2 separate regions of the Homo sapiens genome follow, and region 1 is linked to region 2. Evidence: read pairs that join two places in POLR2A ChIA-PET (ENCODE). Cell type or tissue: endothelial cell of umbilical vein. All regions are shown on one strand. Links, peaks and the distances in the headings refer to the core of each region. The heading gives the core; the rest is flanking DNA. Region 1 holds the start of TRL-CAA2-1 (tRNA-Leu (anticodon CAA) 2-1). Region 2 holds the start of TRI-AAT9-1 (tRNA-Ile (anticodon AAT) 9-1).

Evidence for each region. Peaks named below come from ENCODE experiments on the same cell type or tissue, not always from the same donor. Only the 100,000 strongest peaks of a DNase experiment are listed, where the experiment ranks them.
Region 1: POLR2A ChIA-PET joins it to region 2 with 10 read pairs; 6 of 35 experiments call an interaction of 5 or more read pairs at or near these places.

The regions. Positions count from the first base shown.
Region 1 is chr6:27,597,386-27,612,712 of GRCh38, forward strand. It overlaps TRL-CAA2-1 (tRNA-Leu (anticodon CAA) 2-1), which reads right to left and starts at 8,360; the gene lies at 8,253-8,360. It overlaps TRL-CAA3-1 (tRNA-Leu (anticodon CAA) 3-1), which reads right to left and starts at 5,290; the gene lies at 5,184-5,290. RefSeq lists a cis regulatory region at 3,134-3,306 and an enhancer at 4,210-4,710. In endothelial cell of umbilical vein, for the core only: no CTCF peak of the experiment used is centred there; a DNase peak (open chromatin) is centred at 8,356; H3K4me3 peaks cover 593 bases.
Region 2 is chr6:27,273,315-27,288,641 of GRCh38, forward strand. TRI-AAT9-1 (tRNA-Ile (anticodon AAT) 9-1) reads left to right here and starts at 646; the gene lies at 646-719. TRI-AAT3-1 (tRNA-Ile (anticodon AAT) 3-1) reads right to left here and starts at 1,970; the gene lies at 1,897-1,970. TRV-CAC2-1 (tRNA-Val (anticodon CAC) 2-1) reads right to left here and starts at 7,028; the gene lies at 6,956-7,028. It also overlaps the pseudogene TRI-AAT10-1. RefSeq lists silencers at 3,168-3,338, 6,152-6,378. In endothelial cell of umbilical vein, for the core only: no CTCF peak of the experiment used is centred there; no DNase peak of the experiment used is centred there; H3K27me3 peaks cover 256 bases.

The sequences.
Region 1 (15,327 bases), core at 6,943-9,442, 330 kb after region 2:
CAATACCCGGCTTTCCAGGGCAGAGGTCCCTGTGGCTTTCCGCAGTGCATTGTGCCCCTGGTTTATCGAGACTAGAGAATGGTGATGACTTTTACCAAGCATACTGCTTGTAAACATTTTGTTAACAAGGCACGTCCTGCACAGCTTTAGATCCCTTAAACCTTGATTCCATATAACACATGTTTTTGTGAGCTCAAGGTTGGGGCAAAGCATCTCAGGGCAAAGCAATTGTTCAGGGTACAGGTCAAAATGGAGTTTCTTATGTCTTCCTTTTCTAGTTAGACACAGTAACAGTCTGATCTCTCTTTTCCCTACACTTATGACCTATGCACATCCTCCTGTATACATTAAATTATCTCTAGATTACTTATAATACCTAAAATACAATGTCCATGCTATGTGAATAATTGTTATATTGTATTGATTAGGGAATAATGACAAGAATATAAGAATCTGTAATGTTCAGTATAGACGCAATCATCCTTTTTTTTAAAAAATATTTTTTTGATCCACAATGGTTTAATCAACAGATGTAAAACCCACAGACATGGAGGGCTAACTGTACTAATTTTTGTAGGCTTCTACCCCCCTCCCCCCAGACAAACTGATTTCATAGGATTTGGTTGCCGGTGGGCATCAGAGTTTTTATTCCATTGACCCCTAGCTTACAAGACAATTATGTGACTTTTGCACAGACAGCTGCCATCACAAACTGCCTTTTTTATGGTATAAAGGGTCTCTTCAGGAGCTCTTAAAATGACTTCTTTCAAGTGCATTGATAGAGTTTGTAGAAAATATATTGCTACTGCTGTCTACCCTAAAAGACATCTTTACAAGTGAAAGCTTCAAAAATTTCCCCGAAAAGATTAATATGGAGTTAGTTACTTGAATCAAATTCTGGGCTCTTTAATAACCTTGAGAATATCTCTGGTCTGCTAGATTTTGACCATCTCAACTGACTGGCACATTGTATTGAGCCTAAGAAATACCTTATTTGGACTTTGTGGATTTTGGAGTCCCTTTACACTACATAATACAGCTGACATTTTAAATAAAAATAATCAAGTAGGGAGATATAGAAGAAAGATTTAGAACAAAAGTAAAATAATACATTCATTTTTATTCATGTTGGAAATATAAAGAGTCCATTAGAAAGAATGTAAACCAAGGAAAGCATAAAAGATTTTTAAATGTTCCGCCCGACGTCAAATATTAAAATTAAATATCTACACACCTAGTTGTATAAATTGGCAAACTGAAGACCAAGGTCAGAACTAAATAACCTCCAAAGAAACAAACAAACAAACAACAAGACTCCATCTCCTTTAACAATCTCCCATGTTTACTTCAAAGCAACTTTTATAACATGTCATATGTGTCAGAAAGAATTGTCAGACTTAAAAATCGACAACAGAAATTACTGGGTCCTTCCTTTCAGTGACGTGCTTGGCATTGTCTGGCAGACCCTCTAGCAAGTGTCTGATTTTTTTAGAGCTATGCATCTTTGACTTTCTATTCACTAGGCTAAGCTCTGTGATGGTAGAAGTTAAGTTATAGAAAAGTGATAATAACGCAAGTGATTCATGTTTACATTAACCCTAAGATTTTACTCAGTTGAGATACAATTTTCAGCCTTTCTATTGTGTGTTGTTTGTTCTTCAAATTCATCTTTGAAGGGGTTTTCTCAGTTGACTTAGTAATTAGTGAGATATATGAAATCTTAAACACTACATTCATGTTATATTTGTATGAAAGTCAGGTTTTCGGCTTTTCATGTGACTGACAACACCAGTACATTTTGGGAGCTCAAAAGAGGACGAAAGAAGTCCTGACAGGGAAGTCAAATGCTGGATGACGAGCACATGATGGGGTGTGAGGTATAAGTTTGAAAGATTTTAATTGTCAGAGAAAAAGGTACTCCGAGCACATTTTCTGAAGTGTTTGGAAGGTAGGACACCTTGGTCCAGAAATGGCGATGGAGCAGAGAATTTGAGTTGTTGCAAATCGGTAAAAATGCCCGAGGCAGTAAATAGAAATATGAAGCTGAATGGTCTCTTGAGTAACTGCTCAAATTCTTTTTAATCCCCAAAAGATTTTTTAAGTTTTTTTTTTTTTTTTTTGAGACGTAGTCTTGCCCTGTGGCCCAGGCTGGAGTGCAATGGCGCGATCTCGGCTCACTGTAGCCTCTGCCTCCCGGGTTCCTGTGATTCTCCTGCCTCAGCCTCCCGAGTAGACTAGCTGGAATTACAGGCGCACGCCACCACACTTGGCTAATTTTCGTAATTTTGTAGAGACAGGGTTTCACCATGTTAACTAGGCTGGTCTCGAACTCTTGACCTCAGGTGATTCGCCAGCCTCAGCCCCCCAAAGTGCTGGGATTACAGGCGTGAGCCACCGCGCCCGGCCAATACCCAAAGAATTTTGAAGAATTTTCCCTACATTTGCAGATGAAGAAAAGTTTCACAAATGATCTAAATAATATAAAACACCACACATTTTACTTTCGGAAGTGATGGAGCTGGAATTTAAACACATATATCTGATTCAAGAGGCTTATGTTTGCTACTATTGCACATTGCCTTTAAAACAATGCTGTGTTTGGCCGGGCGCGGCGGCTCACGCCTGTAATCCCAGCATTTTGGATCCAGACGCGACGGGATCACTGGAGACCAGGCTGCTCAAGGTGGTGAATCCCCGTCGGGTTTTAGCTGGGCGTGGTGGTGGCACCCTGTAATCTCAGCTACTCGAGAGGCTGAGACAAGAGAATCACTTGAACCCTGGAGGCGGAGGTTGCAGTGAGCCGAGATCGCACCACTACCCTACAGCCTGAACGACAGAGCGACACTGTCTCAAAATAATAATAATAAACAACAGTTAAATATGAACAGGGAGGTGGGCTCCAGGCTGGCCTCCATCTCTGGCACACCCAGGAAGGGGGCCATGACTGTTGTAACACATCAGCCGCATTTGAGACTTCAAGAGCCCTTGGACCCTTCTTGCAGTTGAACTTATCTGGCTCAAGCAGGAACTAACACCACAAGGGACTTTCCACCCCAAGAAGGCAAGAGGAGTATAGTTTGCTCCAGTTTTGCTTGCCCCAAAAGTAACCTTTTGCTCATTATAATAGTAAAAAACATACCCTTGGGTGGAGATTTAAGATGTTAATGAGACATGCAATGGATGTACTAGCATGTATAGCCACAGCGCATGTGCACCCAGAGGATCACCCAAAACATGCTTACTAGTCACACCTCCTCCTGCCTGCCACTTTTTGAATAAACATATAAGACTCCCGGCCGGGTGCGGTGGCTCACGCCTGTAATCCCAGCACTTTGGGAGGCCGAGGCGGGCGGATCACAAGGCCAGGAATTGGAGACTAGCCTGGCCAAGATGGTGAAACCCCGTCTCTATTACAAATACAAAAATTAGCCGTGTGTGGTGGCGCTTTCCAGTAGTCCCAGCTATTCCGGAGGCTGAGGCAGGAGAATTGCTTGAGCCTGGCAGGCGGAGGTTACAGTGAGCCGAGATTGCACCACTGCACTCCAAATAAATAAATAAATAAAATAAAAATAAAATTAAAAAAGAATCCCAAAAAGGGGATTGCCCCAGTGCCAGCTGGCGCTGTCTCATCTTCAAGAAGCCTGCTCTGACTCAGCTTTCAGTGTACTTTCGTTTTTGCAATAAACTGCCTTAAGGTGTTATCTTCGTTGTTGTTTGTCTCTTGCTTAAATTCTTTTAACCAAAAAACAAGAACGGAGGACTTTGCACTTCCCGGTAACATTTGAAGTTCTCCATTTGAAGACCAAAAACAAAAACAACAGCAACAAAAAACAATTCACCCCTGATCGTTGGGTACATAAAATAGGATCTTGCAATAGCTGTTTGCCAGTACATTCGAGTATGTTTGGATTGTCTTCTGCGTGTATGTTCGTTGTTTCATTTCTGTAGGAAATGAAGTTTCTGAAAGCTGCTAATTTGGGGCAGTAATTGAAAACATTACTACGGAACAGAATGGAAAGTAAATATTGGATGTATGTCTCCCACCTTAACAAAACGAGGGATTTGTAAAAAAAAAAAAAAAAAAAAAAAAAAAAAAAAAAAATATATATATATATATATATATATATATTACTCGGTAGAGTTTTAAATCAAGACGAAGATCTCTCTGTTCATCCATCATGGTCTTATATTTCTCTTACATGCGTCCCGTAATAACCTACATCCTGTCCCTTCACTTCACATCCCTTCTCCCATCACCAAAGAAAGAATCAAAGGGGGTCTAGATAAGCGAGGGAGAGGAAGAACGGGGAAACATGGAAAGAAGAAAGGCGGGAGGGGGTGGGGGGAAGTGGTGGTGGTGGTTTGACCTTGAGGAAGGAAACCAGACGATTGTGCAATAATACTCCAGCCTATCGCATACCCTCGCAGAAACCATTAAGATGCTGAAAATAATTATACAGGGAATACGTAAGTCCCACTCACGGGCTTGTTAAGTTAAAATGTGGTCGGAAGCATTGGGGAAAGCTCCTGAAAGGTGGTAGTTGCAAAATGGTTTTGGTAAAATCTACATCTCAAGCCCTTTTCTCCTGTTTTTGTTTGTTTTAGACACGATCTCGCGCTGTCGCCCTGGCTGGAGTGCAGTTGCGCGATCATACAGCTCACTGAAGCTTCGCGCTCCTGGGCTCAAGTGATCAAGCCATTCTCCTACCCAGGTAGCTGGGACTACAGGCGCGCGCCACCAAGCACCGCTCATTTTTTCTATAGACGGGGTGGAACTCCTGGGCTCAAACAATCCTCCCCGCTTAGTCCCCTAATCCTAGTGGTTTTTTGCTTTTTTTTTTTTTTTTTTTTTTCCTCTTGGCTTTTTGAGAGGGAGTCTTGCTTGGTCGCCTGGGCTGGAGTGCAATGGCATGATCTCGGCTCACTGCAACCTCCGCCTCCCGGGTTTAAGCGATTCTCCTGCCTCAGCCTCTCAAGTAACTGGGATTACGAGCACCCACAACTACTCCCAGCTAATTCTTGTATTTTTAGTAGAAATGGGGTTTCGCCATGTTGGCCAGGCTGGTCTCGAACTCCTGACCTCAGGTGATCCACCTGTCTTGGCCTCCCAAAGTGCTGAGATTACAGGTGTAAACCACGGCACCCAGTCCCCCAATCCTAGGATTAAAGGGGCAAAATAGCTGTGTCAGAAGTGGGATTCGAACCCACGCCTCCATGCGGAGACCAGAAGCCCCAAACCTGGGAAGTAGCAACTTGAGTCTGGCGCCTTAGACCACTCGGCCATCCTGACACGCACTGTTACTCCTTAAGTTTCATTATGTAACTCGTAGTCAGCAGACGCTGACTCCGACAAAGGAGGAAAAGACCTCGGATGGGTGGCGTACGCTCCTGGTTTTCACAACGGTATTTATTATTTTGCCCGGTGCTATTCTAAATGATGCTAAACATAGCATCATCAAAATACCTTATGTTGCTATCTTTCGGGTTAATTCAGAAATGAAACAATAGGGAAAGTGGCAAATACTCAGAACAGTGCTTCCTAAGTTACCATCTGGCTCCGTAACAGTTTCCTGGCTAGAGGGACCCTCAAAGCTCAGTATTCAGCGTCCTAAGCAGGTGCTTTGTAGAGAGAAACAAAAGTCATGCAATATTTTTATTTTTACTTTTCCGGTTCCCCCACCTAGCCCAAAATACACTGTGAATACTTTGAAGCAGAAATAAAATCAGTAACAGAAAAATGAACTGCCCCAATTCAAAAGAATGGTTGGAAAAGATGAAGGTGGAGAATGGAGAAAAATAATTAATAATTTTATCATTTTAAGAGGTTCCTGGAGCAAGAAAGGGTGGTAGGTGCTTGTGAATGTGCAGAGGTGAGAAGAGTGAAAAAGTGGAATTAATCATGGAGGCGGGTAAGAAAGGAAGAAGAGGCGTCAGGTTTGGAGAGGTAAATTAATCAAACTATCCATGGCTCATTTTTGTTATCGGTCAATGAAATCTTTCTCTTTCTCTCTCTCTTTTTCCTTTACTGTTATGTTGTTTTTCTTTGTCATGCCCACCATACAGCCCTTTCCTCTCTCCCAACATACAGGCACCCTCTCTAAAATATTTAAAATTATTATTTTTGAGACAGAGTCTGACTCTGTCACCCAGGCTGGAGTGCAGTGGCGCGATCTCGGCTCGTTGCAGCCTCCACCTCTTGGGTTCAAGCGATTCTTGTGCCTCAGCCTCCCGAGTAGCTGGGACTACAGGCGCGCGCTACCATGCCTGGCTGATTTTTTTTGTATTTTTAGAAGAGACAGGGTTTCACCACGTTGGCCAGGCTGGTCTCGAACTCCTGACCTCAAGTGATCCGCCCGTCTAGGCCTCCCAAAGGGGCGGGACTACAGGCGTGAGCCACCGCGCCCGGCCTATTATTATTATTATTATTATTGTTTGAGATGGAGTTTTACTCTGTCTCCTATGCTGGAGCGCAGTGGCGCCATCTTGGCTCACTGCAACTTCTGCCTCCCAGGTTCAAGCGATTCTCCTGCCTCAGCCTTCAAGTAGTTGGGATTACAGGCGCGTCCCACCACGCCCAGCTAATTTTTGTGTTTTTGGTAGAGATGGGGTTTCGCTATATTGGCCAGGCTGGTCTCGAACTCCAGACCTCAAGTGATTCTCCCACCTCGGCCTCCCAAAGTGCTGGGATTACAGTCGTGAGCCACCGCGCCCGGACAAAATTATAATAAACTATCCTTGAAAAATACGTTGTTGATTTGCGTGATTTAAATCCTAACTTCTGGCCGGGCGTGGTGGCTCACGCCTGTAATCCCAGCACTTTGGGAGGCCAAGGCGGGCGGATCACGAGGTCAGGAGATCAAGACCATCCTGGCTAACACGGTGAAACCTGTCTCTACTAAAAATACAAAAAATTAGCCGGGCGTGATGGTGGGTGCTTGTAGTCCCAGCTACTCCGGAGGCTGAGGCAGGAGAATGGCGTGAACTCGTGAGGTGGAGGTTGCAGTGAGCCGAGATTGCGCCATGGGACTCCAGCCTGGGCAAGGGAGCAAGACTCCATCTCAAAAAAAAAAAAAAAAATAAATCCTAACTTCTTTTCTTTTACTCAACACGGTTTGAAAAATCCACTCATCCTGCTACATGTACACCTGCTTGGTCACTTGTGGCTGCTGCATAGTATGAAAACCATAGGCAGTATACCTGATGGACATCTAGGTTGCCTCTAACAATCTGCTACCTCAAAATGCTAGAAGGACTGTACTTGGCAAGGTCAATCATGGAGCTGAGCTGGAATTTCACTGAGGTGGATTCCTAGAAGTGGAATTGCTGGGTAATAATTTAAAAGTTATACAGGAGGATAACCCAGGTAATGTTAATATTGCAAAAAAAACCTAAGACCCTGATTTTCAGCCCAAGATTTCAATCTATGTATACTTCATATAATGCAATTTTTATCTTCAAAAACAAGAGACAGAAAGGATATCCAAATCAGATAATTCTGAGAAGCAATCTCAGAAGAAGCTTTAAACTTAGTTTCTTTTTAACAGGATGATTATTTCTTTTGTTATTGATGACCCAAACTTGTTTTCAGCAGTGTCATAATCTTGAGGGTTCTTTCCTCTTAGGTTTTAGAGGTAACCTAGGAAATCTTTTGGTAGAAGTTTGTAACAGATTATTTTACGTGTGCAGAAAAGCAGTGAAGATTTTAGTCACTGATCAGTTGACTGATCAGTTGAACGGCTAAGGAAAAGAACTGGGTGTTACCGTCGTTGCTAGAGCGGTGTGAGTTTACGACAGTTGCTGGTCAGATCAATGTCCGACTCCCCTTTCAGAGAGACAGACGATATACAGGAATCTGGAACATTCCTACAGGGCTCTCTGAGAACGGAGACCTTTTTCTCGTGCCTTTTTTCTTTTCTTTTCTTTTTTTGTTTGTTTAATTTTTATGTTAGCGGATTCACAGACCAATAGATGGAAATCCGCTGCTTACTTTCTCGCAGGAGAAAATGATCTCCAACAGTGCTGCGGGACTGCGTCCAAATGGCACTGAAAATATCCCAGGATTCTGTAAATGTGGGGTTTTCCTTTGTCGATTGGTTTGATGTAAGAGAGATGCCTCTCTCTTTGCGAGACCCTGTTTGGCGAACATCGGTTGGGGAGGGAAATCTTGGAGGTAGAAACGGCTGAACTATTGTGGCATTCCTTGGCGAAACTTTCGGTACAAATCTGGTAGGGAAAAACAAAAGATCAGGCTGTGTCAGAAGTGGGATTCGAACCCACGCCTCCATACGGAGACCAGAAGACCCGAACACAGGAAGCAGTAAGCTTGAGTCTGGCGCCTTAGACCACTCGGCCATCCTGACACTGTGACAAAAATCCTTGAAACTATACATGATGAGTAATCACGGCTTACGGCTCGCCTTCTGGCTGAATCCCAGCCGCAAAAGTTCTCTCTGGAATTTGCCCGACTAAACAGGAGCTCCGAACTCACTGATTACAGAATGGAAAGGTAGAAGAATACAACTGTTAGTGCGGAATTGAATAATTCTTACAGTACTGGAGACCAAGATGGGAATTGAGGAACAAGATATGAAGGAGACGTTTCCACGTCACCTCTCCCCTTCCTCCAGTAACTCCCCGCTCTCGGCCCTGCCCTCTCCCTCTGACCCAGGCCTCCTGACTCGCATAGACCTCTGCTTACGACCCTGACCCTGTGGGGTCACTTTGCTCTTTGTGACTTAAGTCCTGATGCAGTAGCTCCAACTTGATGCTGCCCCAGGGCCAGTGGGAACTTTTCTGGACAAGAGGAGGCCATAGCAACAGAGTGGGGCTGTTCTGTACATGGATTTCTAGGCATTCCCCCTTCTCCTCAGACTATCCGAACTGTGATTTCACCACCGGAAGTCATCCTTACATGTTTCATTTCGTTACACAGTTCAGTAAACATCACTGTCTTCTGCCCTGTAGGGTCGCCTATGCTCTATAGTGATAATCCTGTCTCTCCTCTCTCTAGAGCTCTCAGATGCTTTTCTGCAAATATTACCCACTGTGGGAGGCAACAGCTATTTCTTTTTTGAGACGAAGTCTCGCTCTTGTCCCCCAGTCTGGAGTGCAATGGCGCGATCTCGGCTCACTGCAACCTCCGCCTCCTGGGTTCAAGCGATTCTCCTGCCTCAGCCTCCCGAGTAGCTGGGATTACAGGTGCGTACCACCACGCCCAGCTAATTTTTTGTATTTTAAGTAGAGACGGGGTTTAAACATGTTGGCCAGGCTGGTCTCGAACTCCTGACCTCAGGTGATCCACCCGCCTTGGCCTGCCAAAGTGCTGGGATTACAGGGGTAAGCCGCCGCGCCCGGCCGGCAACAGTTATTTCTAAAGATAAGAGTGTACATTTTATGACTGAAAAATACGTTTCTAGGACTGTGAAAATGAAATCATCAAAAAAAAAAAAAAAAGAAAAGAAAGAAAAAGAAAAAGAACCTTGTTGCAATGGTTTTTCTAGGATTGAACTGTGAAAGAGAGAAACAATTTAAAATTCTAGTAGCAAGGAGTGCCACTGAGTTTCTATAATTAAACTATAAGGGCCTAAACGGATGGTACACAAATTTGAAGAATCTCGCTCTATTGCCCAGGCTGGAGTGCAGCGGCGCAACCTCGGCTCACCGCAACTTCCGCCTCCCAGGTTCAAGCAATTATCTTGCCTCAGCCTCCCGAGTAGCTGGGATTACAGGCGCCTGCCACCATGCCCTGCTAATTTTTGTATTTTTAGTAGAGATGGGGCTTCACCACGTTGGCCAGGCTGGTCTCAAGAGATCCGCCCACCTCGGCCTCCCAAAGTGCTGGGATTACAGGCGTGAGCCACCGCGCCTGGCCTGGAGAGTTATCATTTTTAAATTTGTAATTTCCTCATCTGTTACTCTAAAATTAAACGGGAAACATCTCTTTTTAAAATTGGATTACTGTTTGTAGATTTTAATCTTTTCAATGCAACTATACTTTTCCTATATACTAAGTGCAATTCAATCATATGCAAAATTGGCAGTATATATTTTAATATATGCACATGTTGAATATTTGCACTAGTAGTTCCCTATTCCTGTTGAAGTCTATGTATACATTTTCTGTGGAAATGAAAACCTCTAAATGTAGGTTAAAAATATTTGAGATAGACCGGGTGGGGTGGCTCACGCCTGTAATCCCAGCACTTTGGGAGGCCGAGGTGGGTGGATCACCTGAGGTCAGGAGTTCAAGACCAGCCTGGCCAACATGGTGAATCCCCATCTCTACTTAAAAAATACAAAAAATTAGCTGGGCATGGTGGTACGCACCTGTAATCCCAGCTACTCGGGAGGCTGAGACAGGAGAATCGCTTGAACCCAGGAGGCGGAGGTTGCAGTGAGCCAAGATCGTGCCATTGCACTCCAGACTGGGGAGCAAGAGCGAGACTTCGTGTCAAAAAAAAAAAAAAAAAAATTGGGATACCTGACAGTGAATAATATAAAAATGTAATGTGAATCTGAAATTGCAACTGAAATATGTCTTAATCCAATTGTCTTTTATACACTGCTTCTTGTGAGGCACAGTATAGTCAATGTTTCATGAACTTCTGGGCAGTATATTTTCTAAAAACCTCCTTAATATTTATTTTATTTTCTCTAATCTTTCTTTACAAGTTAGGAAGAAATTGAATCTGAAGTGATAGGGGCTTCTGAGTGGTTAGGGTTCAGCCATAAAAAAATACTTGAGACAGACGGTATTTTCCAAAGATGGCCACACCAACATATCTCATCACACGTTGTCTTATTTTAATACAATTTTGACACATTTCCTTGAGGGGTGGGGGTCTACATTCCCTTCCCTTGAATCTGGATAGGCCTGTAACCATGATGGAAGTGATACACCAAGACTTCCAATGTTAGGTCATAAAACGTGGTAGAGGCTTCCACCAGCTTTCTCTCAAGACATCTGCCCTCAGAACTCAGTCATGGCGCTCTGAGAAGGCCTAAACTAGGACATAGGAGCAGAACACATGGAGAAAAATTAAGGCCTCCGGTCCATAGCCAGCAGCAACTGCCAGGCATGTGAGTGAATGATTCTTCAGATTATTTCTAGCCACCAGCTTCCCTCCATTTTTTGGGACAGGGTCTTGCTCTGTCACCGAGGCTGGAGTGCAATGGTATGCACATGGCTCAGTGCAGCCTCACCCTCCTGGGCTCAAGCAGTTCTCCCACCTTAGTCTCCTGAGTAGCTGGAACTACAGGCATGCACCACCATGCCCAGCTAATTTTTAAAAAATTTTTGAAGAGATGGGGTTTTGCCATGTTGGCCAGGCTGGTCTTGAATTCTGGGCTTAAAGGATCCTTCCACCTTGGCCTCCCAAAGTGCTGGGATTACAAGTGTGAGCCACCATGCCCAGCCTTCAGCAACCAGCCTTATAGTCTTCCAGTTGAGTCCTAAGAAATCATGGAGCAGAGACAAGCTGTCCCCACTGTTTTCTGCTCACATTCCTGACCAACACATCTGTGAGAGAGAATAAATGATAATTGTTGTTTAAGTTAAGCCATTGCATTTTAGTATGATTTGTTATGTAACAATAGTTAGGTATGTATCAGTCTTGGTGCAATCAGGAGAGAGAAATTACACAGTTATTTGAACATAGAAGTGACCTCACCTGGGGCTGAAACAAAGCACTAAAAGAAGTGCCCTCTACCTCTCACCCCACCCCTGGCTAAGATCCAGACCTTGTTGGGGAGAGCATGGCTGTGACTCACGGAATAGCAGAGAAATGCTCATGGTGCTATGCCAGCAGAATTTGCTTGAAATCTGTCCTCTGGAATTTTTTGGAAATTAATCTTCAAGGGTTTCTTGAAAAGCTCTTCGTGGAGAGGTCTCTCACTGAGGGCACTCTACTACAAAACACTCAAAGAAGATGCCAGGGAAAATTAGTTGTTGCTGGGTGCTGCAGGAGACTGATGCAGGGGAAAGGCATGCGTGATGTAGGAGCTAGGCACTGGGGAAGCAGCAGGCCAAGTAATACATGGGAAGAAAGAAGCAAAACTCACTTTCTTCCGCAATGTCTCTCCACTGCCCTCTACTGACAAAGCTTCAATGCCAATTGGCAAAAGAAAACCAAGGACTCAAGATTCATTTCCACGAAGCAGGCAAAAAGGGTGAATTTGGAGCTGAGAGGCAATAAATCCTGAATGGGTACAAGCAAATGCAGATTTTCTTACTTAAAAATGGGATACTGCCATAATTAATAAATTCTGAACCATGTGACTTTGGGACTTGACAGCAAGTGGAAACTGAAAAGACCTTGAGGAGAATATGAGTAAAAACACCTGAAGACAACTGCTGCCTGTCACTAAGTCCCAAAGTCAGTGATGCTTAATGGAGAGTGTGGAAAATGTTACTAGAAGCTGGAAGAAACCGGACTTTTGTTATCTAGAGACAGAAAGTTTAGCAACACTGTTGTGAAAATGTGGAAAGTAGGCCGGACGCGGTGGCTCACACCTGTAATCCCAGCACTTTTGGAGGCCTAGGTGGGTGGATCACCTAAGGTCAGGAGTTTGAGACCAGCCTGGTTAACATGGTGAAACCCCGTCTCTACTAAAAATACAAAATTAGCTGGGTGTGGTGTCACATGCCTGTAATCCCAGCTACTCAGGAGGCTGAGGCAGGAGAATCGCTTGAACCTGATGGGGGTGAGGAGCGAGGTTGCAGTGAGCCAAGATCACACCATTGCACTCCAGCCTGGGCAACAAGAGTGAAACTCTGTCTCAAAAAAAGAAAAGAAAAGAAAGAAAATGTGGAAAGTAGAAAATATACCTAATGAATTTGAAAGAAAGAAAGAGTGGAAAGTAGAAAATATACCTAATGAATTAAAGAAAGAAAGAAAGAAAGAAAAAAGAAAAGAAAGAAAGAAAGAAAGAAAGAAAGAAAGAAAGAAAGAAAGAAAGAAAGAAAGAAAGAAAGAAAAAGAAAAAAGAAAGAAAGAGGCTGGGAGCTGTGGCTCACGCCTGTAGTCCCAGCACTTTGGGAGGTCAAAGTGGGCAGATCACGAGGTCAGGAGATCGAGACCATCCTGGCTAACATGGTGAAACCCCGTCTGTACTAAAAATACAAAAAAAAATTAGCCTGGCATGGTGGCGGGCACCTGTAGTCCCCGCTACTTGGGAGGCTGAGGCAGGAGAATGGCATGAACCCGGGAGGTGAAGCTTGCAGTGAGCCGAGATCAAGCCACTGCACTCCAGCCTAGGTGACAGAGTGAGACTCCATATCAAAAAAAAAAAAAAAAAAAAAGAAAGAAAGAAAGAAAATGTGGAAAGTAGAAAATATACCTAACGATTTTGCTTATTTAGCTAAGGTTATTTCCAGGCAATATATTGAAGATGCCACCTGGCTTTTTCTAGCTGCCTATAGTAAAATAAGAGAGCAGGGAGATAAACTAAAGAAAGAATACTTTAGGACTTGTTGGATATTCAAAAATAAAACTGCTTCTCATTACCAGCCTGTCAAGATGACAGATAATGCTGTAATTAAGAAAAGGCTTTGATTCTGCTGAGAGAAAGAGAGAAGAAAAGAAAAGGCTTCTGCCACGGCACATTAGCTGGAAAAAAAAAAAAAGTCTTCTAGGAAAACATCAGACCCAAGGCATTGTCAGCAAAACATGGTCTAAAGATGAAGCCAAGGGCATGACTTTATTGCTCTATTCTTTTGTTCTGTACCTTTCATTCTGTATGCACTGATAACTTTGAGTTCTTTGTTGTTCTTCTGGAGGATGATTAGAACTTCCATGTCTTTCCATATGTTTGTTGTTTATGTGATATAAGTGTGAGGAGTCGGAACCAACTACAGACTGCTTGGGCTAACAATTTTTCTCTATTCTGTACAAGTTGCCCCTTACATGCAAGCATGGCCTGGAGTGGGGTGGGATATAAATTTGGGGTTTAGATATCTACAGAAAGCAGAGAGCTAGGCATACTTTCCTCCACCATAATCATGTGCTGGAGGCTCCATCAGCCTCCTCTTTGGATGGTAAAGTACTTATTTCTCTTTATTTACCTAAGCAGGTTATAAAGACAGTCTCTTTCCCATACAAGTGAGCTTCATGGCCCAATTGCTCTTCTGTTCTGACTTTTCTTGGAACTGAGATAAAATGCCTCATTTATAGAATCCCTGACATTCTTGCCAATGAACTTCCCTAACCACTTTACTTTCCAAGCTCTTTGAACCCAGTTTCAGTTATTTTATTTATTTATTTATTTATTTATTTATTTATTTATTTAGAGACAGGGTCTCACTCTGTTGCCCAGGCTGGAGTACAGTGGCACAATCTCCACTCATTTCAACCTCTGCCTCCTGGGTTCAAGCAATTGTCCAGCCTCAACCTCTCGAGTAGCTGGGAGTACAGGCATGTGCCACCATGCTTGGCTAACTTTTGTATTTTTGTATTTTTTTGAGACAGAGTTTCACTCTTGTTGCCCAGGCTAGAGTGCAATGGTGAGATCTTGGCTCACTGCAACCTCTGCCTCCCGGGTTCAAGCGATTCTCCTTACAGGTGCCTGCCACTAAGCCTGGCTAATTTTTTGTATTTTTAGTAGAGACAGGGTTTCACCATAGTGGCCAGGCTGGTCTTGAACTCCTTGCCTCAAGTGATCCTCCCGCCTGGATCTCCCAAAGTGCTGCAATTACAGGTGTGAGCCACCACGCCTCACCCTAGTTTCAGTTATTTATGCCTGGCTAGAAATGCATCTATGTCTCCTCGGCTCCTGCGGCCCCCTTTTCATCCTACAAAGAAGGAGGCAAAAGTACTTGTTCCACAAAATTTTACCTATTAGGTATTTCAAAGGTCAACACAGTTAGTATTACAATAGCCTCATCAGGCATTAGCTGTAAGGACAAATGCTATGAATTTTAGTTGAGTCTTGTTTATCAGGCACTGGCCACCAAAATTTACAAAATCAGAATCTTCTTTTTGCTTTTTATGTAAACTCTTAGTCCAACAGAACCAGTTAGCTGTCTACTGATCCAAGGTAGTACTAATGTATGTAGATATTGTCAGTGGATACATTCTGTTTTGGCGTAAATAACTATGAGGCATAAGACTGTAAAGCACAGCCACTCAAAGCGTGGTCTGCAACCCAGTGCTAATTTATAAATGTTAGTTAATAGTCTGGTCTGTTTCAAGATATGGAGCTTATGCCAGAAGGCAAATAACTATATCACTAAGCATCTTTATTTCCATTGACTGATTATAGTAGGAATAGTTTCTTAGTGAAGGCAGCAGTGCATTTAATTATACTTTGGTGCAAGCTTGTCTTTTTGTA
Region 2 (15,327 bases), core at 4,266-6,765:
TAGCTCTTCATCCTCCAAATAACTGGGAGATGATTCCAGTCAAGTTGGAATAACAGGGATCAGATTTACATTCCTGCTGTAAAGAACCAAAACCTAACAAAAAAGATGAAATGACACTTTTCAAGACATACAGTATTTGGTAAGGAAGAATAGTAACCCCTAATCACAGGGGAAAAAATGAATGATTGGAGAGAGGGGGAGGTGAACAGTAGGATTAGCCCCTAACTAAGGCCTTGAATTTCCAGGCCCCAATGCAGAAAGGCAGAACCCAAGCAGAGCCTGGTGGACTCCCAGAGTTGATGAGGAGTTGATAGACTGGGAGACTGGGGCAGCTAGAGTGAATATGATAGCATACCAGAAAGAAGAGAGCTGTAATAAGAGATAACTCCAGAAAGAACTTCTGAAGTATTCAGCTTAATATTCATGAGTATGTGCAGGTATGGAACCTATACAGGACAGAAAAGACTACCCAGAATGATCAGAGGTAATATGATATTGAATTGTCTAAAGTAACTAAGAAATTGTTTCTCCTTGTGAGACAAACAGGAATTATATTGCTGAATTTAATGCTTTCACCACAAAAAAGGATGAGGGTCTAGATTAATGGGGAGGGGGAGTGGTGTGGGGGAAGAGACCCAAAATGTTGGCTGGTTAGTTCAGTTGGTTAGAGCGTGGTGCTAATAACGCCAAGGTCGTGGGTTCGATCCCCATATCGGCCACATATTTTCCTCAGTACTTTTTCTCGGTAGTTCTAGAGAAACTCGTCGGTTTTCAGCCACCAAAGAGCTAAGGATAATTAACAATGCAACTCGTCGGTTTTTAGCCAGCGAAGAGCTGAGGGTGATTAACAGTGCTCTCAGATGGTACAAATTCCCTGCCATCATTTCTTAATCTATCTGAAACCTAACTCCATCCCCGAATCACCCAAATTTCTACATCTCCTCAGGTAAAGTTCTTATTCTTTTCTTCCAGGTGTAAGGGCTGGGGACAGAAAGCTGTTCAGGGCAGAGGGCCCAAGATCGGGAGTCCTGCCGAAGGAAACAAAAAATGAGAAATTAGAAGATTATTGGCGTCTTAAAAATTATTTAAATAAAGCTTACTTGATTTCAAATTGTCCTTCCAAATTTCTATTGAAACCAACCTTGTTTCTCAAATTGACAAGAGATACAAGATAAAGAGAAGAAATATTGAATTGCCCTTTCAAGTTGGAAGCAGTATGCAAGGTGCATGTTTATTAATCACAAGAGGCTAGATTCGACTCCTTTCTAGCTCATCCTTTCCTAAAAACAAAACAAGAAACCAAACCAAAACAAAACAAAACACACCAAGTCTGTGTTCCATGTTCAAAGCGATAGCTTCCTCTCAGGGCAATCTTTTCTGTCAGTTAAATCTAAAAAAGTCTTCAGAGACATATAATAACAATCTCCTAAGAATTTGTTCTCTCTATCTTGTATCTCTTGCCAATTTGAGAAAGAAGGTTGGTTTCAGGAGCAATTTGGGAGGACAATTTGAAATCAAGTAAGCTTCATTTAAATAATTTTTAAAAAGCCAGTAATCTTCTAATTTTTTTTTTCTTTCATTAGGCAGAGCTCCCAATCTTGGGTCCTCTGCCCTGAACAGCTTTCTGTCCCCAGCCCTAACACCTAGTGGAAAAGAATAAGAACTTTACCTGAGAAGATGTAGAAATTTGGGTGATTCGGGAATGGAGTTAGAATTCAGATGGATTAAGAAATGATGGCAGCGAATTTGGACCATCTGAGAGCATTGTTTATTACCCTCAGCTCTTCACTGGCTGAAAACCGACGATTTGCATCGTTAATTATCCGTAGCCCTTCGCTGGCTGAAAACCGACGAGTTTCTGCAGAACTGCCATAAAAAACTACTGGGGAAAATACGTGGCCAGTACGGGGATCGAACCCGCGACCTTGGCGTTATTAGCACCACGCTCTAACCAACTGAGCTAACCAGCCGACGCTGGGTGCAGCTCTTCCCCCCCCACCCCCCGCCCTTAATCTCGACACTCATCCTTTTTTGGGAAAGCATTAAATTCAGCAATATAATTCTTGTTTGTCTCACAAGAAGAAACAATTTCTTAGTTGCTTTAGATTCTTAATAAAAAGAATGAGAAACTTTCTCTTAAAACAAAAACAAAACAAGGAAATAACATTTTTTATTTATTTATTTTTATTATTTTATTTTTTAAGCCGTGTTCCTAGAGTTGAAAGAGGACGCTTAAAAATTTCAAACTGCGGCGAATAGTCCAGGAATCCATGGAAACATTTGTTGCTTTCTAAATGTCTGGTAATCAGTACGTGCAGACAATGAATCAGACTCGGTGAAATATTAGCGAGTCCTTGTTTTGTAAGAGCCGTTCACTAACACAACCCAGAAATTGGCACCTGAAGGATATTCCCGACGAGTCTGTTTTCGATGGTCCCACCGTCGAGATCGTCCCAGGCAGGTTTCTCATGCCCGGAGCCTCCATTTGGAAGTTTCCCTACCTGTTGCCTCAGATTTCCAGAGTGACCTCAAATCAAAGCCCACTTTGAAGACCTTGGTATTGGAGAATTCTAGAAATGTGGCTCTACTCACCCTTCAGGGACGGTTAAACCGATCTTTCTACCCAGCCATTGTCTCCTAAAAATATTACAATTGTTTTTAATATCTTCTTTATCGTTCCAGAGATTTTTAACGCATAGCCAAAGTTAAACAAATGTTTTCTTTTTTCTCTTCACAAATAGTGGCATTTTATCTACTTTTTAAATCCTTTGCTTTTTTTTTAACTCAGAATATATTTTTGCAATTCTTTCATATCACAACAGAAAAGTGTTCATTCTCTTTTAAATATGCATAGTATTCAGCTATATGAGTATATACCATAGTTTAATAGGCATAGCTTAGACTTCCATCCTCCTATTGCAAATTTTTGGTATCTATGAGCATACACCGTATCTGATGTATGCCATGATACTTCGCACATGTGGAAAGGCTGCATCAAAGAACATGTACATTGGCAATTTTGATGGCCATTGTCACACTGTGCTTTAGAGGGTTGATCCCAATACTCTTTTTGCTTGCTTGTTTGTTTTAACTATACTTAGCACTAATATGATCCTGAACACATTTCTTTTCTTTTGCTTTTTTTTTTTCCGGTGAGACGGAGATTTACTTTTGTTGCTCAGGCTGGAGTGCAATGGCGCGATCTCGGCTCACTGCCTCCCAGGTTCAAGCGATTCTCCTGCCTCAGGCTCCCGAGTAGCTGGGATTACAGGCATGTGTCACCACTCCCGGCTAATTTTGTACTTTTAGTACAGACGGGGTTTCACCGTGTTGCCCAGGCTGTTCTCGAACTCCTGACCTCAGGTTATCCGCCCCCTTGGCCTCCCAAAGTGCTGGGATTACAGGCGTGAGCCACTGCGCCCGGCCAATCCTGGACACATTTCTACACCTTCTTCCTGAATTCCCTGCTACAAATTCGAAGCGAAACTAGGCAATCGGTATGTAGATTGTCTAGTTGGGGCATACTAGATTCTGGAACATTGTTTTGGGGGTACAAGTAATGACGTAAAGGGAATGTGATAGAATCAGGCGGGAGAAGGAAGGGGCTGAGGGGACAGCACGGAGAAGGAGCCAACAGTGGCCTTATTTTGTGCACCTAGGAGAGTACAACACGGGCAGAAACACCTGAGGGACAGGAACTAAGACACGTCATTCTGTCTGGAGATTAAGACTGAGCTGCAGAGTGGTACAGGGCGAGTAGTAGGAGATGAAGTCTGAGGAAGAAAGAACATTTATCAATACATGATGCAAAACCCTCTAGTAGATTACTATAAATGAATCAGAATACTTGATGGTAAGTGGATGGGGCACTAAAAATAAATTGGCCGGGCGCGGTGGCTCACGCCTGTAATCCCAGCACTTTGGGAGGCCGAGGTGGGAGGATCACCTGAGGTCAGGAGTTAGAGGCCAGCCTGGCTAACATGGTGAAACGCCATCTCTACTAAAAATGCAAAAATTAGCTGGGCTTGGTGGCGGGCGCCTGTAGTCCCAGCTACTCGGGAGGCTGAGGCAGGAGAATGACGTGAACCTGGGAGGCGGAGCTTGCAGTGAGCCAAGATAGCGCCACTGCACTCTAGCCTGGGCGACAGAGCAGGACTCCGTCTAAAATAAATAAATAAAAATAAAAAAGGAATTATCAGGTGTTAATTGATCTACATTAAGTCTAAACTAAGAACTATGATCACTATAGGCCAAGTTAAGGATTTTTGAATTGGTCTTAACAACAATGGGAAACTATGCAAGGATTTTAGGCAGAAAAGTCACATGGACGGATTCACATTTTTAAAATTTGTTTATTATTTATTTTTGAGACGGAGTCTGACTCTGTCTCCCAGGCTGGAGTACAGTGGAGCGATCTCAGCTCACTGCAACCTCCACCTCCCGGGTTCAAGCGATTCTCCTGCCTCAGGCTCCTCAGTAGCTGGGATTACAGGCATGCGCCACCACACTCAGCCATTTTTTTTTTTTTCGTATTTTTAGTAGAGACGGAATTTCGCCATGTTGGCCAGACTGGTCTGGAACTCCTGACCTCAAATGTTCCACCCGCCTCGGCCTCCCAAAGTGCCGGGATTACAGGTGAGAGCCACCGCGCCCAGCCAGATTCACGTTTTAAAAAGATCTCTTTAACTTTGTGTAACAACCGCACAGGTCCAGTTCTAGACACTTGACAGGCATCAGGGAACTATAGCAACACATCACTAGTACCGGGCCAATGAAATATCTGCCCTCATAGAGTATGGAAACAGATATAAATAACAAACATAATAAAAATGTGAATTATAAAATGTGTAAGAAGGTGTTAAATGTGATTGGTAAATAGAGGCAGGTAGGAAGAACTGGAGTGATGAGAGTAGGTTGGAAAGCTAGAGTTGTTAGTATAGCCTTAATAAGATTGTGACTGGAAGAAAAGGAGCAATCAAGCCACCTGACATGTGAGGTGTCACAAGCAGAGTACAACCACTATAAAAGTCTAAAGGTGGGTACTTGCATGGAATGTTTGAGGAACAGTAAAAGGGTTCATGTGGCCAGAGTACAAGAGAGGGAGACAGTAATAGAGATGAGATCAGAGAGAAATGAAGGATCGGAGTATATAGGATCTTGTAGGAGATCTTAGGAATTTGGCTTTAATTCAAGTAGAACGGGAAGCTATTGTATAATTCTGATTTTAGGAGAGGCAAATCTGATACATGCTTTAAAATACTGCTTTTAGTAGGTCTTTTGTAAATAGACTATAGGGGACTATATTCGGTTTTATATTCAGATTGCATTAGCCGGGCGCGGTGGCTCACGCCTGTAATCCCAGCACTTTGGGAGGCCGAGGCGGGCTGATCACGAGGTCAGGAGATTGAGACCATCCTGGCTAACATGGTGAAACCCCGTCTCTACTAAAAATACAAAAAATTAGGTAGGCGTGGTGGCAGGCGCCTGTAGTCCCAGCTACTCGGGAGGCTGAGGCAGGAGACTGGCGTGAACCCGGGAGGCAGAGCTTGCAGTGAGCCGAGATCGAGCCACTGCACTCCAGCCTGGGCGACAGAGCGAGACTTCGTCTCAAAAAAAAAAAAAAAAAAAAAAAAAAGATTGCATTAGGTTATTGTATTCTATGAGAAACAGACTCCAGGATATAGTTTTCATGAAGGAAGTCTATTGTGTATCCAGGAATGATATACAAAAGAGGACTCAACCATTCCCATGGGGAGCTCTGGAGCTACAATGATCCTTTAGAAATGTCCTGAATTGGGGAAAAGGAGCTGGGTCATTGTACCCACTCATAGACGTGGCTTTAGATGTAGGCTGATCCCAGAGAAAAGATATAACCTTAAACAGGGTAGCTTTTTAGCTTAGAACAATTCCTGGGAAGAGCTGAGCTTTGAGTTAGCAGCAAACAGCACTCCAGGATGTTGGGTGTCTGAGTACCTTGCTCCACAAAACATTGGGCAATGTAGAAAACCATTGGGTTCTAGGTAGAACACCATCATATCCATTACAGTCTACCACTTGCTCTACTCAGAGCCGCTTCCTTCATATAATGAATTCATCCCACCTGGGAATAACTTTTCTAGGATTCTGGTTGATCTCTTCGTGACTAAATCGTAAAAGAGGCAAGTGGCTGTTTGGCTCCTTCTATACCTCAAAAAAAAAAAAAAAAAAAAAAAAGTCCGCAAACGGTTCCATATATCTAGAGCCGGCAGGCTCCATTTACCCACAGGGGCTGGCCTTGGCCTGAGTGCAGTAATCTCCGAGCTGGACTCTGAGTCCCGGTAGGGAGGAAAGCTCAGCAAGAACATCTGCCAGCCCAGGTTCCTTTCGAGGACCTCAGTACATGTACACACAGGAAAACACCCTAATCCCACTCCAAATCTTCCTGTAGCGTCCTGAGTCTCAGTGGAACCTTGTGATGATCCCATGGAGCGAGGCTTACGAGCAGCGAGTGAGCGACTGGAGCCCAGCCTGCACCTGGAGGGGCGGTTCTGGCCCAGTGCTCCCGGAAAGGGTGGCTTTCGGCAAAGTCTCGGCCTCGCCTTGACCCTCCAGGAAAAATGTTCCTGAGCGGAAAGATCGTTCAAGTTGCCTGCGAACCAAGTCCTTGAGGTCTTTGTGGGGATCAGGCGATGAGAGCATCAATTATAATAATAATAATTTGTTCGGCAAAAAATTGCTCGGGTCTGTTCATGTCCACCCGAGTAGCCACGGACACTTGGCTTTGAAGAGGGCTTTTTCCTTGTCGAAAACAGGAAGGGCTCTGGTGGGAGAAAGGCGGCAGGTGTACTTCGGTTTATATGCACACCACAGGTGACAAGGAGAACCTTCTCTCCTAAACGGCTAAAGATGGTGCGGGGGTGCAATTCTAAAAACGTGCACTGAGAAATTCAGCTAAGGATTCCTCAAAAATACAGGTTGCTTCTGCCCGGTTTCGAACCGGGGACCTTTCGCGTGTGAGGCGAACGTGATAACCACTACACTACAGAAGCCCTGACATTTGATAGTTTTTCTCCTAGGAGAAGAAGAAAATTTTTCTGGATATCCCAGATTTGGTAACATCGAATTGATCTTTTCTTTCAGGAAATTATCAAGGTTGATAAGCTTTCCTATTTATTAAAATCAGTAATATCGGAGTTCACGAGTCATACAAAGAAAATACTGCGACTTGGGGAAAATTTTCTTTTCAAACACAGCACAGAAATTTTACACAGCCCCCCAGTAGAGGACATTTTTTTTAAAGTACTCCCTCTGTTAGGCTTTCTCCAACAGCAGAAGGCTCTGTGATCTCCATCTCTTGGGAGGCAGAAAATTACCACAAGAAAATAGCCGGGAGGCAGCGGATTGAACCCTGGAAACGGCCCGCTCTTTGTGCTGGGCGGTGCTCGAAGGGAAGAAACTGAGGGCCCGGGAGTCGAGTGTGTCCAGTTGTCTGCCAGGCAGGATAAGGACTGGGAAAAATGAAAAAAAAATTCCTAGACATACACAACCTACCAAGCCTGAATCATGAAGACACAGAAAATATGAACATACCAATAGTAGATAAGGAAATTGAATCAGCAATAAAAACATCTCCCATCAAAGAAAAGCCCAGGACCTGTAGCGTCTCTAGTGAATTCTACCAACTATTTAAAGAACTAATAACATTTATTATGGAAAACAGTATTGTGGTTCCTCAAAAAATTAAAAATAGAGATACCATATGATCCAGCAAACTCTCTAGTGGGTATATAGCTAAAGGAAGTGAAATCAGTATGTCCAAGAGATTATCTGCATACCACCAAGATATGGAATTCTTCTTTTTTTTTTTTTTTGGTGGCACAGAATCTCTCTCTGTCGCCCAGGGTGCGATTTTGACTCACTGCAACCTCTGTCTCCCGGGCTCAAACGATTCTTGTGCCTCAGTCTCCCGAGTAGCTGGGATTACAAGCCTATGCCAATATACCCCGCTGATTTTTTTTTTTTTTTGTATTTTTAGTAGGGGCGCGTTTTCACCATGTTGCCCAGGCTGGTCTTGAACTTCTGGGCTCTCCTCGGCCTCCCAAAGTGCTGGGATTGCAGGCGTGAGCAACGGCGCCCAGCCAAGATATGGAATTCTTGTGTTCACCAATGGATGAATGGATAGAGAAATGCGTTTAGCTTCCCTGTGCCTTGGAAGTATCATTTCCAATTTATCATGGGTGTGTACATTTTTATTGGTGTACTTGTGAGCTCATCACTAATTTTTGCAGTCTGTTAATCTACCATAGTTTCAGTTTCATTGTATTTTCTTATATATTTATATTGTGTACTGATGTGTGCATGGATTAGTAATGAGTACTCTATTATTTTTAATGTCATAATTATTCATTATTTATTTATTATTTATTAAAAATAATATTTAATATTAAATATTATTTATTACTTATATTATTTATTATTATAATAATTTATAATATGTCACATTATAAAATATTATTTAATTAAAATTTAATGTCACTCTATTATTTTAATATCATAAAATACATGAAAATACATTTTTCTGTAGAATCACGTTTTCCTCCTACTGTGAATAAAGACATAACTCACTAAGGGGAAGAATCTTGGCCAAAATGTGTGATAAATCATGCAGCAGTTAAAAGTGTGCAAAAACAAACAGTAAAGGTGAAAGGAGGCACAAATTTAATAAAGTTACTCCATAAATCATAATTGACATTAAATGTTGGAATGTAGGAACTGATTTATTAACCATATAAATTTAAAACACACATGTTATCTTTTGACAAATTGTTTACCTATTTTAGTTTTCAAAGTGGGCAAAATTAACACCTCAAAACATATAAGTGTTTTCAGAGAAGGATCACAGAGTGTGTGTGTGTGTGTGTGTGTGTGTGTGTGTGTATAATGGTAATATGTAGACTTAACAGCACCTTTTGCCTAAATGACAAAATGGCCTAGACCCAATCTGGCAGAGTCCTTTTTCCAGAAGAACTGGGAAAACTTTTCATATTTAAGTTTGGAACAACAGAGAGAACGGGAAGACTTTGGCATTTAGAGAATGTGAATATTTGTATTTCTCGATAAAGTGAGAAATCTTTTTGGAAAAGCTATGGCTTTAATCAGTTTCAAATCTGAGACCCCTTTCTTGTAGGCAGATGTGCTAACCAGTACACCCCAAAAAACTTTCTCTTCTGTGCAGCAATCCATAGCAGAATGAAAGGAGGATTCTTTGGATATACTCAAACCTAATAACTTTTAATATGTTTTTCTTTTTAGTATATTTTTATCCACAGTGTGTTTCTTCCTTCATACTTTCAATTCGTTAAAATTAACATTTAGGTTGGTGCAAAAGTAGTTGCAGTTTCGGACCATGAATTTTTAAATCATTATAACTAGGCTCAAACACATCTTTATTAATCAAAATAGGAACCATTACAATCAACACATTTTTGCCAACAAGAAATAAGTTTGTTTATTCCTGGAGGGTAAAAATCTGTGCTTCGGGATTGGACAGAAAATGCTTGCATCCCCTCGTTGTGGAAGCGTTTTACCTGCAAAAAGTTGTGGAGATGTTTGAAGAAGTGGTAGTCGATTGGTGAGAGGTCAGATGAATATGATGGATTAGGAAAATCTTCGTAGCCCAATTCGCTCAACTTCAGAAGCGTTATTTGTGCGACGTGCAGTCGAGTCAACGTTGTTGTGAAGAATTGGGCCCTTCCTGTTAACCAATGCTGGCTGCAGGCATTGCAGTTTTCGATGTATCTCATTGAGTTGCTGAGCATACTTCTCAGATGTAATGGTTTCACGGGTATTCGGAAAGCTACAGTGAATCAGACAAGCAGCAGACCACCAAACAGCGAATATGACCTTTTTTTGGTACAAGTTTGGCTTTGGGAAGTGCTTTGGAGCTTCTTCTCGATCCAACCACTGAACTAGTCGTCGCCAGTTGTCGTATAAAATCCACTTTTCATCGCACGTCACAATCCGATGGAGAAATGGTTCCTTGTTGCGTAGGATAAAGGAAGAAGACACTTCAGAACGGCCCTTTTTTTTTTTCGCTCAGCTCATGAGGTACCCATTTACCAAGGTTTTTCATCTTTCCAATTTGCTTCAAATGCCGCACGGTAAAATGGTCGACGTTGAATTATTTGGCAACTTCTCTCGTAGTTGTAAGAGAATCAGCTTCGCTGATTGCTCTCAATTAGTCTTGTCAACTTCCCATGGCCCGCCACTACAACTCTTCATCTTCAAGGCTCTTCTCACCTTTGCAAAACTTCTGGAACCACCACTGCACTGTACGTTCATTAGCAGTTCCTGGGCCAAAGTGCATTGTTGATATTGCGAGTTGTCTTCGCTGCTTTATGATCCATTTTGAACTCGAATGAGAAAATTGCTTGAGGCCGGGCGCGGTGGCTCACGCCTATAATCCCAGCAATTTGGAAGGCCAAGGCGGGCGGATCACCCGAGGTTGGGAGTTCGTAGACTATCCTGACCAACAAGAAGAAACCGTCTCTACTAAAAATACAAAATTAGCCGGGTATAGTGGCGCATGCCTGTAATTTCAACTACTCGGGAGGCTGAGGCAGGAGAATCGCTTGAACCCGGGAGGCGGAGGTTGCGGTGAGCCGAGATCGCGCCATTGCACTCCAGCCTGGGCAACAAGAGCGAAATTCCGTCTCAAAAAAAAAAGTTGAAGAGGGAAAAAATCGTTTATTTTTTTATATCTTGTTAAGAGGGAAGTGAACTTCGCGTCGTGGCCGGTTAACTTAATTGGTTAGAGCGTGGTGCTAATAATGTCAAGGTTGCGGGTTGGATCCCCGAACGGGCCACAGTGGGTGTTAGCTTTTCATCATTTATATCAATCATCTGTGAACGCTGTGAACGCAACAAATATGTCTGAATACAAACTGTAGATCGTCACCGCTGAACCCAAGCAGTCATCAAGATAATTCCACCTGCTAGAGGGGGTATTAAGTAACACTTAATACCTTAATTTGAAAAAAGGATATTGTTTAGTTGTCGTCCTATCTTTTTTTTTTTTTTTTTTGAGACGGAGTCTCTCTCTTGATGCCCAGGCTGGAGTGCAATCGCACAACTGGGCTCACGGCAACTTCCGCCTCCTGAGCTCAACCGATTCTCCTGCCTCAGCCTCCCTAGTTATTTTCCATAATCTTGATTCTTGAAGATTAGCTTGGCTTGTTATGTAATTCTTGGTTCACACTTTATTTTTATTTTTTAATGCTGATCTAATTTTTTATATTACTGCTCAGAAGTCTGATACTAGGCTTCTGTTTATAGAAACTTTCCTTGGTTAATCGTTTCAATGATTACATCTACTCTATTGACTCTTTTCTTTCTTTGAGGTAATCCAATTAAAGTATTAGGTTTTCTGAGGCCTTACCTTAACCGTATGCAGAAAAACCTTCCTTGCTCCTTTGTCTCCATATTTGTTTCCCTAAATTTCTTATTTGCATAGCAGCCATTGAGACTTTAGCTTGAAATGGAAAATATAATTTTTCTTCTTCAAACTTTCCCAACTCTCCACAGCACATCACACCAAAGTGTTAAGTGAAAGATCGTCCTCTTTATTCCTGGTCTAACCCTTATTTTCTCATTTTGTCTTATTTTCTCCTACTCCCTGCCTCAAATTTAGAATTCCTTGGAGTTTCCCGAAACACTGACTTATTTCTCCATGCTGCCTCTAATTCCAGATTCCCCTATCCCCTCCATCTCTCATCAGCCGATTTCTTACTTTTCATCTATTAAGTCTTGGATTGAGGGAAGAGAGAGACCCTCTCATATTGTTTTATATTGTTTTATACTCAGTACCTGTTTTAAGAAAAAAAGAAGGAAGTGAAATCAAAGACAGGTAGCCCGGCGCCAGGCCCCAAACCAGACCTGGGCCTGCCTGGCCTAAACCTAGTAGTTAAAAATCAACTCATGACTTAGAAACCGATGTTTTTCATAGAGTCCAGACATTGTAGAGAAAAACATTGTGAAACTCCCTGCCCTGTTCTCTTTCTCTCTGACCACCGGTGCATGCAGCCCCTGTCAAGTACCCCTTGCTTGCTCAAATCAATCACGACCCTGCCATGTGAAATCTTCAGTGTTGTGAGCCCTTAAAAGGGACACAAATTGTGCACTTGAGGAGTTCGGATTTTAAGGCAGTAGCTTGCCGATGCTCCCAGCTGAATAAAGCCCTTCCTTCTACAACTCAGTGTCTGAGAGGTTTTGTCTGCGGCTCATACTGCTACAGGATCAGTTATCACTTCTTCTGAAAGCTTTTCCTCATTATTTAGAGTGACAGTTGCTCCTTTTCTATGTTTCCATGATAGTGCATGAGTATTTATCTCTGTGGTTTCATTTGTCAATTTAAAATATAACCACCCTGTTTTGGGTAATTTTATTATGAAAAATCAGTGTTGAGCCCTTTGCTACCTCAGGCATGTCCATTTTTTCAGGATATCTGTTACTGCTAGAGCCTAGCTCAGGATGGGGCACATTGTAGGCTACTCATTAATTTCTTTGAAATAAATGTCTAATCAAATTGTTGAAAATAATAAACTCATGCCATTTATGCTGCAGATTTAATGTCAGAAAAAAATCATAAGACTCAAGATCTTGCTAACTGGGAAATACTGTCTTTCTTCTCTGTTTCCTGAAATATTGTGATCAATCCAAGTTTTAGCTGCCAAGAGCAGGAATTTTCCACTTTGCTATTTGTCAGAGATTCATAAGCGGCACTGTCCTGTCATGTCAACAGATTTGGAGGAAGAGCACCATCTCACTGTTGAGCACCTTCCAGATACCCGGGAAATGCTGGAAAAGGAAAAAAGACAGTGACAATTGTCAGTTGACATAGGAAAAGGAATAAAAAATAGACAAATGTTGTACATCGTCTGTCCATTAAACAGATTGACATAATCACTGAGCATGTGCTTTCCAGACCAGTAAGAGTGACACAAACAATAGAATGACCGATGACTCCTAGATACACTCACCACACATGAATTCCCAGTCACATGAATTCCCAGATGCCACCTCTTTTGTCATCACCTTCTGACAGTCTACTGGGCACAGCTCACCCCTCCCCCATCACATCCCCTGCTCAACACTGTCCTCCAGACAAGCATTGACTTTGCAGAAGCTTGAGTGGTCTCCAGATCTCAGTGTGTTGGATCCTCCTGGCTCCTCAAGGTCAAGAAGAGACTTGGAAATCAAAGCCATAGGAAAACATCAAAGAGTTCCTTGAAATCAACTCCCTGTGTTTACTCTGCCTAGCTTTGGGGGAGAAATTTAGACTCTAGTTATGAGCTGTATTTGGTTATGAATCATGGAGTTTCTACAGCATTAATTTTAACAAATAGAAAGTATGAAGGAAAGGGCCGGGTGGGGTGCGGTGGCTCACGCCTGTAATCCTAGCACTTTGGGAGGCCGAGGCCGGTGGATCACGAGGTCAGGAGTTCGAGACCAGCCTGGCCAACATGGTGAAACCTTGTCTCTACTAAAAATACAAAAATTAGCCAGGCATGGTGGCGCACACCTGTAATCCCAGTACTCAGGAGGCTGAGGCAGAAGAATTGCTTGAACCTGGGAGGCGGATGTTGCAGTGAGCCGAGATCGTGCCACTGCATTACAGCCAGGGAGAGAGTGAGACTCCATCTCGGGGGGGTGGGGGCAGGGGGAAGAAAAAGGGGGAAAAAAAAAAAGAAAGTATGAAGGAAAGAAACACACAGTGGATAAAAATATAAAGAAAAACATGACTGGGGGCAGTGGCTCATGCCTGTAATCCCAACACTTTTTGAGGCCAAGGCGGGTGGATCACCTGAGGTCAGGTATTCGAGACCAGCCTTACCAATATGGTGAAACCCTGTCTCTGTTAGAAATACAAAATTAACCAGGCGTGTCGGCACCTGCCTGTAATCCCAGCTGCTTGGGAGACTGAGGCAGGATACTTGCTTGAATCAGGACCGGGAGGTTGCAGTGAGCTGAGATCACAGCACTGCACTCCAGCCTGGGCAACAAGAGCGAAACTCCGTCTCAAAAAAAAAAAAAAAAAAAAAAAAGAGAGAGAGAGAAAGAAAAAAGAAAAACATTAAAAGTTATTAGGTTTGAGTATATCTAAAGAATCATCATCTCATTCTGTTGTGAAAGGCCTGATTGTAGCAGGGAGTTTCTGTAATGTAATAATTAGCATGTCCGCCTAGCATGTGAAAGGATTCTGGTTTTTAAATCCAGTGGAAACAACAGCTTTTCCAAAAAATTTGTCTCATGGATACCTTCTTCCAGTCTGAGGCTGGCGTTTTCTCTCTCAATAGCCTTTTGATGAAGATAATGTTTAGTTTGGATGAAGTCCATAGTTTCAATCTTTTTAAAAATGCTTACTTGTTTTGTCAAATCTACAAAACATTTGACTATCGCAAAGGCAAAAAGGATTTTTCTAAATTTTCTTTAATAGGCTTTGTTTTCATTTTCACTTTAAGGTGTATGGGTGAAAAATTTGAACAGGCGCTTCACAAAGACGGCCAAATGGCAACTGAACAATTTGCAATCAGAAAAAAAAAAAGAAAGAAAGAAAGAGGGAAGAGGGTCTAAACAAGCAAATAAACGAAAAACGAGAGGCGAGGCTACCAGGTTTCTTCCATTTCTGGCAAACATTTATTGTTGTTGTTTTTTCCTTCACAGAATTATTTTCAGAAACCTTCCACAGGAGATTCGTGCGTGGAGGGGGTGGGGTGGAAAGAAGTAGGGAATGGAGAAGATTACTAAGAAAAGTTTCCTGTCTGGAACTGCGGCAGATCTCTTTGGATAGAGATGACTACTTAACCTCACTCTGCTTTCCTTCGCCGCGGTTGCGGCCGCGACCCTGTTCTTACCACCAGCAATTCCTCCAGGGACTTGGTCAGCAGCCCAACTTGATCTGCGTCTCTCTGCTAAGGTGTTTCCGCAACAGGGTCAACTCCAAGTCTCACCTTTCTAGGAATCCCGGGCGCAGCGCGGGGGTCGGGACTCCGACCTGTATTTCCAGGCGGAGGTTTCCCTGGGTCAGGCGGCCACTCTCTGCCAGAGATTGTCAGTTATCCAACTGTCAATAGAGCCGCCGCTCCAGCGAGTTTAATTTAGGCACAGAAAAGTCCTGCCTGGGTTGAGGTGGGCTTAGGATGAGTTTACTTGAGTGTGTGATTTAGAAATAGATCTATGGGACAGACAGACACGAAATCGGGCATTGGGGCCCTCGCAGGCAGGGTATCTAGACTGGCAGCTGCCGGTGCAGGATATTGCCAAGGACTCGGCATCCGGCTCAGCTCAAGG